Regions from separate parts of the Mus musculus genome. Here regions 2 and 3 are each linked to region 1. The links are chromatin loops, found by intact Hi-C in ENCODE. Cell type or tissue: left cerebral cortex. All regions are shown on one strand.

Evidence for each region. Peaks named below come from ENCODE experiments on the same cell type or tissue, not always from the same donor. Only the 100,000 strongest peaks of a DNase experiment are listed, where the experiment ranks them.
Region 2: it touches region 1 in a loop (2.0-fold over the local background); 4 of 42 quality-filtered maps call a loop at or near these places.
Region 3: a loop joins it to region 1, with 2.4 times the contacts of the local background. A loop is called at or near these places in 3 of 42 quality-filtered maps.

The regions. Positions count from the first base shown.
Region 1 is chr14:25,135,899-25,138,398 of GRCm38, forward strand. Gm32224 (a long non-coding RNA gene) reads left to right here. Exons shown (of 5, transcript XR_383270.2): 4 at 1-1,984. Among named protein-coding and RNA genes, the nearest start is that of 4930572O13Rik, 6.1 kb to the right of the region's middle. In left cerebral cortex, a CTCF peak has its summit at 1,534; a DNase peak (open chromatin) is centred at 1,641; H3K27ac peaks cover 953 bases.
Region 2 is chr14:25,184,772-25,187,271 of GRCm38, forward strand. Gm32307 (a long non-coding RNA gene) reads right to left here. Exons shown (of 3, transcript XR_874431.2): 3 at 715-1,140. Among named protein-coding and RNA genes, the nearest start is that of Gm32307, 13 kb to the right of the region's middle. In left cerebral cortex, a CTCF peak has its summit at 1,366; DNase peaks (open chromatin) are centred at 1,419 and 1,877; H3K27ac peaks cover 1,790 bases.
Region 3 is chr14:25,195,041-25,197,540 of GRCm38, forward strand. All of the region lies in intron 1 of Gm32307 (a long non-coding RNA gene), which reads right to left. Among named protein-coding and RNA genes, the nearest start is that of Gm32307, 2.8 kb to the right of the region's middle. In left cerebral cortex, a CTCF peak has its summit at 958; no DNase peak of the experiment used is centred here.

The sequences.
Region 1 (2,500 bases):
TGAAGATCGGTGAAGGAAGCACAAATGTAGTGCAAGAAACAGAAGATCCCACACAGCTGCCATGAAGCTGAGAGGCAGAGGCAAAGCCTTACCTGGAGCCTAGGGTCCGGACTGGACTGTAGCCCTGCCATGCCTGTGCCCTCTTCCCTGTAGCCAGTGGCTTTTCCCTCCCCACGTTCTGGCTCCTCTGTGAAGGCCACAACACTAGAACTTTCAGGCTCTGCATGGCCTGGATGATGGGATTCTTTCTGCAATTCCACAACTTTTGATAAAACTAACAAGTTCAAGCCGGGCATAGTGGCACATGCCTTTAATCCCAGCACTCGAGAGGCAGAGGCAGGCAAATTTCTGAGTTTGAGGCCAGCCTGGTCTACAAAGTGAGTTCCAGGACAGCCAGGGCTATACAGAGAAACCCTATCTCGGAAAAAACAAAACAAAACAAAACAAAACAAAAAACTAGCAAGTTCACTGCTGGTTGCCTGGAAGATTATCTCTGTAGGATTCCCCATGTTAACATTGGCAACATTCTAAAAGAGTCTCTGTAGGACACACTCTAGTCCATATCTGCCACTGTGACAGAACACTATAGACTAGGTAAAGTAGGAGGAGCAGAGGTCTATTTCTTAAGCTCATAGAAGCAAGCAAGCATGACAATGGAGGAATGCACCTGGTGAGGCCCCGCTTGCTGCACTAGAATATGGCACAGGGCACCACATAGTAAGAGGGAGCTAGTGATCTGTCTGATGCCCTCAAATCCCTTTAGAGGGGGTGTAAACTCACCCACCAAGGTGGGGTATAAACCTTATAAGCTGGGCACCCTCCCATGGTTGTGTGGAGTAATCACACTACGGACACATGAGCCTGGGATCGCACTCACATCACAGCAGGGCCACACTGCCCTTTGTTACTGTTGTTGGGGTCTGGCCAATGAGGGAATATGGTGCCATTCATACAAAACCCACTAAGGAACTCAGTCATGTTCTACAGAGTTTCTGTGAGCAACAACAACAGGCCACAAAGCACTCATAGCCTCATAGATCACCCAATTTCAAGAACTAATAAGCAGTAGAAATAGTGTCCAACACAGACACAGGAGAGCCCAAAGCTTAGATGCCTACCTTTCCATAAAATCACCTTGATGCCAAATGTGATGGGAAAGAACTGTCATCCCAACACTTAGGAGGTTCACAAGTTGGAAAATAGCCTGGGTTAGCAAGTGAGATTTTTGTCTCAGAAAGACATCTCTCAAAAGCAAAGCACAAAAGCTGGTCCCTGGGTTTTCTGACTCCTGAGAGTCCCTGGGAAGTAAAATTCCCAGTGTGTCTGTCACTTTTATTACACAAAGAATGTCCCCGTCCTAAGAGTCCTAGCAGGGGCTTCTGCCCGTGCTTTGAGTTCACCTGCACAGGCATGAGACACAGAATGACTCTCCAGGCAGATTTCCTTCCTGGAGCTATTCTCCCACACAGATTGGAGCAGCCTGATTAATCAGAAGGGATGCTGTGGAGAATGCCATCAGACATCTTCCACCCCCTTCCAGCAGGGGAGGAAGCCTCCAGTCACTCTCTGGCTGCAATCAGAGCTTCCTGCTTGAGCATGAAGGTGAGATGGTAATGAGCACCATCACTGCCTGGAGGAGGACTCCCTCCACGAGCCTGCTTCATGAAGGCTACCACGTAAATCACGCCGGGCTCCAGCGCCAGCACAGGCCCCGCACCCCCATGTGTGGGGGTTAGAGAACCAGCCGAGTCTATGCCGATCCTCACCTGTGGGTTGATTGCAGTAGTTATGGGTTAATTCACTCTCAGACTTGGAGGAGTCATGTGCACGGATGTTCTTGCCATTATTGTAAATGTGAGTCATTTCACCTTCACGGCCCAGGCATGTAAGAAGACCGTTGATCGAAGCAAGCAGAATCATCCTGGCTCCGCTGGTGCTTTGTGGGAATGTACTTTCAAAGAGATGAGTTCGCTTTGATATTAGAGTTAAGTTTCCCCTGAGTCAAGGGCTTATTCCCTCATCCTCTGAACAAATATTTATTGAGTATCATGTACTATCTGAGAGAGCATCTCTAGACCTGGCAGTGTGGCCACAAACAGGGCATGGCTTCGGCTTCTGCTCTGGTAGGGCTGACATTGGGGTTCTATTTGGGATGTGAAGAGCCTGTTTCTTCCGTTCTCAGGAGGCCATTCAGAGCTTGGGAGCTATCCTTATAAACCGAGACAGGAGAATCACGTTTTGGAAGTCAGCCTCATAACTTGGCATCTCTCAATCAGGGAGAAAACAAAATGTCTTAGCAAACAGGAGTCAGTGATCTTGAAGTAGGCAGAGCATTGCTGAGCAGATCGACTGGCTGAGAGGCACAGCAGGTCTGTCTAAACTCCAGTTTCCTCCTCAACTTCCTGGTGCTCTGACATTAGACTGGTCAAGGTCAACCTCTGAGCCACTATGACACTTGGAATCCAAAGTGCTTGATGCCTGATGCTTAGCAGAGCCTCTG
Region 2 (2,500 bases), 49 kb after region 1:
CAGTGTGTCATCACCGTGGCTTCCCTGGATTTCTTCCTAGTCTGTGGGAGCTGCTGTATGATCAACTGGGGCTAGGGGGGGAGCTAATTTTCAAAGGTCCCCTAAGCCTGAAAGGGGGAAGAGCCTGGGCTTAGGGATTGGGGACAGGGGAATGGCTCTGGTGATCTCAGAGGCCAACTCTCCCACACCGGAGTGCCCCTGTGGTGCACAGCAGAAGATGTGAGAGTGAGGGAGAGCAGGATGCTGGAGCACCAAGCTTCACTGTCCTCCCCTGGAAACTCAAGTTCCAAAATGAGGTTTGAGCATCTACTGAGTTCTGTAACAGGATGTGGTGTAAGGGACATGAAGTTTCTTGGTTTATGACATTTTTAGGGTCATGAGGGGGTCAAGATATCATAGCTGGTGAGAGCTACCCACAGGAGCATTGGGGGCCAAACACCTTAGTACCAAGGTAGACAGGGAAACCCTGCACACAGTCCAAAGGAGGTAGTACTGAGCTATGACATAAAAGACATTTAAGAGTTAGATAGGGCAGGGAGACATGGGGGTGAGTAGGTGTGTGGCATGAGCCAGGATGAGCCTGGTAAGTGTTCGATGCAATAAGAAAGTGCATTTTGGTTTTCAGTCTGGGAAGGCAGGGTGGGGCTACTATGGGAGTTCCAGGAGGAAAAAAAAAAAAAAAAAAAAAAAACTTTGCAGAGATGGAAAGCAACCTTGGGTGCAAAGAAGTCAGAATTTTATTCTGCTCCCTCCGGCGGCTGATGGAAGCTGTTCAGCCAACTGCAGAATGAACAAATTTGTAGTGCAGAATGATCACTCAGGCGGCTAGAGGGCACGAGCTGGGAGCAGGAGCCGAGCAGAAACCTATTGCTTCACCCTTGAGAGATGATCAGAGCTGAGGTGCGATGGAGGGGAAGGAATGGATGCACGAGGCTTTGGAGGGAGGGCGTCACGCACAGGGCACAGTGACCTCACACAAGCCCGGTTGGCAGGCCTGTCTCTAGGTCACAGAGATAATGGACCTGGTAAGCTTTGGAAAGCATGGAACACCTCGCCCTGGCAGGGACTGGTTTGAGCTGGATCCTGAAGTGCAGCCTCTCTCATCTTCTCCTGGGAGTCTCTCCTCCCTGCTTTCCTCGCCTGTAAGCAAAAGAGAGAGGGGAGGTGAAAAACAGACACATTAAGTGCCAAAGCTTATGTTAATACAGCATTAAGGTTGAAAATGTAATCTCCTAGGAGTCAGGAAATTCCGAACAAGGGGTTTCCATAGCAACTCAGCCACACTGCTCCTCTGTCCATTTGGACCCTGTTTTCCTTGTTAAATATGATCCCGTCGTATATTATATTTTAACCAGCTAAATGTGCTACCCACAGCACACAGAGCTCTAGCGATGGCTCACGAAACTGCCAGAAACAAGTGTGTGCACGCGCATGCACATGCATGGCAAAGAGCAGGTGCCTGCCAAGTGAGCCTGACATAGCACAGCCACATCCTGGTATCTAATAAATGAGTCATAATTGCATTAAGAACAGCTCCCCGATACATCAGTGAGCAAGGGCTCTGCAACCTTTGTGCTCAGAATGGATGGACCAGAGTGTCCACTCTAGGGACCCAGAGGGTGGGTGGTAGGCACCGCAAGACTCCTCCCAGATGCCAGCCTGAATGGTCAGGAGCCCTCTCAGATGGCACTGTCAGGATGTGGGTCAGAATTACCTGGTCCACTGACTCTTCATGAGTGCCAGCCAATCAGAGATTATCTGTCACTGTTCGTTAACATCCCCGGCATTCGCCCACACAGCAAGCACACAGGCAGAGGAAATGTGACACCCCCCCACACACACACTCCCCGCCAAGCACACACAGCAGAGTGGACAAAAGCTTTCTCTGTGACTGCAGGGACGTTGGGAGCTAGGAAGATGGACAGGAGGTGGGGCAGTGGGATGACTAAGTAACAGAATGTGTGAAACATCTGCCTTATCATGCAGTGGAAAAAGGCTGGAATTTTCCACTCAGGCTGCTGGGGCTTGGTTATCTCCCAGACATGTGGTCTTCAGCAAGTCCCTTAATTTCTCTTTGTCTTAGTTTCTCATCTGCAAAATTGGGATAAAATTACCATTAACCTCACACAGGCTTGTTGGGGGATTAAATGGGATAATTGATGCACAAGCTTGCTGGAAACTTCTAAATCCCTAAGACACATGTCAGGCTGCCACGGAGCTCTAGAAAACCATGCTGCCTTCTGGTGACATATAATGGCGTCTAGATAGTTTTGTGCTTGATTCTTAAACCTTCCAGTGGGTCCAAGATGTATTAAAGGGTCTAGAGCAACGGTAGCCAAATATTGTCTGGGAAGTACGTATGTTGAGCTTTGGAGGCCATATTGTAACTTCTTTGCTCTAAGCTGTACATAAACAACTGAAAGAAGCTGGATTTCAATAAAGCTTTATTTTCAAAAGCAGAAAGCAGTCAGAGATTCTGACCTGTGGGCTGCAGTGTGCT
Region 3 (2,500 bases), 59 kb after region 1:
AGTTCCCTGCTATGCCTCACGGGAACAATGTTAACAACTCCTCTTTGCACAGCTACTAAGAAGATCGTATGAGTTGATGGCTAGTACTTAACACAAAGGCTTTCTCAGACAGCTAGAAAGAAATGACTCAGTGCCGGTCACCCTGAACCCTCGGGAGGTCACACACAGGTCCCTGTCTGCTGATGGGTGCAGCAGCTCATCATCACGCAGACTGGAGGAGTGGAGACAAGTATGTGGCCACCAGGAAACCCCTGTATCTGCCCAGTAGGTCCTGCCAGAGACGTCCACAGAGGAGCCGTGAGCATGAGTAGCTGTCTGTATCTGTTAGTGCAAGCAGGGGTGGAATATTAAGCACTTTACGACAGGACATATATCTACAGCAGAATGAGCTGCCTCTTGTAAAGCAGGCCTTGTCCAAGCAAAAGGCAAATAAGCCCATGTCTCAGGCCCAGCCCATCTACCTACAGCTGCAAACTCCCACTGCACGGTCACCAAAAGAATTCCTGGGACTTCACATCATCGTGGGGTCCGTCAGCAGCACAGGTGCAGTTTACTCTTTCGTTCCAGGGATGTTATGAGCAGCTAGCTGGGCCACTTTCTTGTGGGCTGGGGGATGGTAGAAATGAAAGCCGAGCAGCATAAAATCGAACGTGAGAAGCTACCACACAGGAGACAGGGTCTGTAGGGTTGGCTGCTATCCACTGAGGAAGATGGGGTTTCCTGGGGATCGGAGCTACTGTGATAGATTGAAAATATGAAACTTGGCTTGTCTCAGGGCCAGTGGCCGGTGGTCCTCACATCCTCATGGTAGAATACAATGACTGACTCAGCTGGCTCAGACACCGAGACAACTCTCTAACAGGCTGATGGCGCCTCTAAGAAAGCCTCAGCTGAACAGCTCTTCATGCTGATGGAGAAGGACGGGCTATTTCAATGGGTTTATGCGGTAATGTGGGTTTGCTGCCCCTAACGGCAGAGTTGTAGTCATTTCATTTGAAGTACCTGAAAGGATTCAAGATACTTTGCAGCCCTCCTAAAACACATTTCTAGGTAACCTACAGCTTCCAGGCACATGATTAAAGAGCCCTGTTTGCCTAAGTGTATGCTGTCCCTAAGCTTCCCCCTAGGGTCTAAAAATAATGTCACTAAGCTCTCACAGGAGTGGAGAGAAGAGGTCCCCGAAGCCCTTCATTCCCACTATCTCACTCTCTCATCACAAGACCCTTGTGGGGAAAAAATTCAATTTCAACCCATCTTCTAGATATAGAAACTGAGGCCAGACAGACTTTACTGTGGCATGTGTGAAGCAGTCCCACTGTTGCTGAATACTTGGCACACAATGACCTCTGACTCTAGCCAATAGATTGTTGTCCTTTCCCAAGGAACTTCTGGTCTACCCAGGAGCCAGACAAATATTAAGATAGTCATCAATGTCAGAAAGAATCAACTGTAAACTTCATAAAGGAAGGGTGAGGACACTTGTCTGAAAAAAGAACCATTACTGCACAGTCAAGATACAGATGTCCCAGACAGACAGGGAAGACAGTACAGAGCTGTAGATACCCTATTTCTGAAGGGTGGACTGTGTGTCCACAGGGACAGAAGCAAGTGTCAATATTTCTAAGGACCCCATGTTGAGCTGAACCTTCTGGCCTGGATATGCATTTGAACACAGGGATTGTAGCCTGCGCCCAGCTCTCTGGAAACACCCAAGAGTCCTGACAATCCAGCTCTCCACAGCATCCCCACACTACCTCAAGTCTCTCCTCTGCCTGACCTTGAACCACTCCACAGCTGTGTGCAGAACCCTGAGCTACCTCCCACCCCTAAGTGTGACCCTTGCCAACTTGTAGTACCCTTCTGGCCACCCTCTCTCTCTCCAAACAAGTCACCAGGCAGCATTCCTAGGAGGCTAGGGAGGGGGCCAAGGATGAGGGCTGGGTAGGAGCCTGAGGGCTGTGTGGCGTTCACGAGCTGTACATCTGGAGAGGAAGACAGGAATGTTTGTGTCTGACTTTAGCTAATATCCTAGGAATTTCTCCTGGCGTTGCGGAGGGCTCCTAGGGGGACTGCAGAGCTGTGATGTCTGGGTTCTGGGGCAGGCGGGCTCAACTCAAAGCTTCTTTGTCTTCTCACTCCTCCTCTGCATCAGCCTGGCCATGTGTCTGTCTGTCTGTTTGTCTGTCTGTCTGTCCGTGAGTACTGGAGTGTGTGAGGATGTGTGGGGGACATCTTTACATGTCCGTAACTGTGTACTTGTATGTCTTATGTGGGTGCCAGCATGGATTATGCGTGTGTGTGTGTGTGTGCCTGCGTGCGTGCTTGCGTGCATGGGTGTGGCTCTGTCATGTGACTCTGTTATCTTCATCTCTCCAACTGTCTGAGGGTCAGTCTCCCAAGGCACCTGTCCCTGTGTGCCACTGGGCATTGCCCATATAGCCCTGCCATGCCTGTGACTGCTTGGGTCTCTGGAGTTTTGCCTTCATCTTCTCTTCTTCCT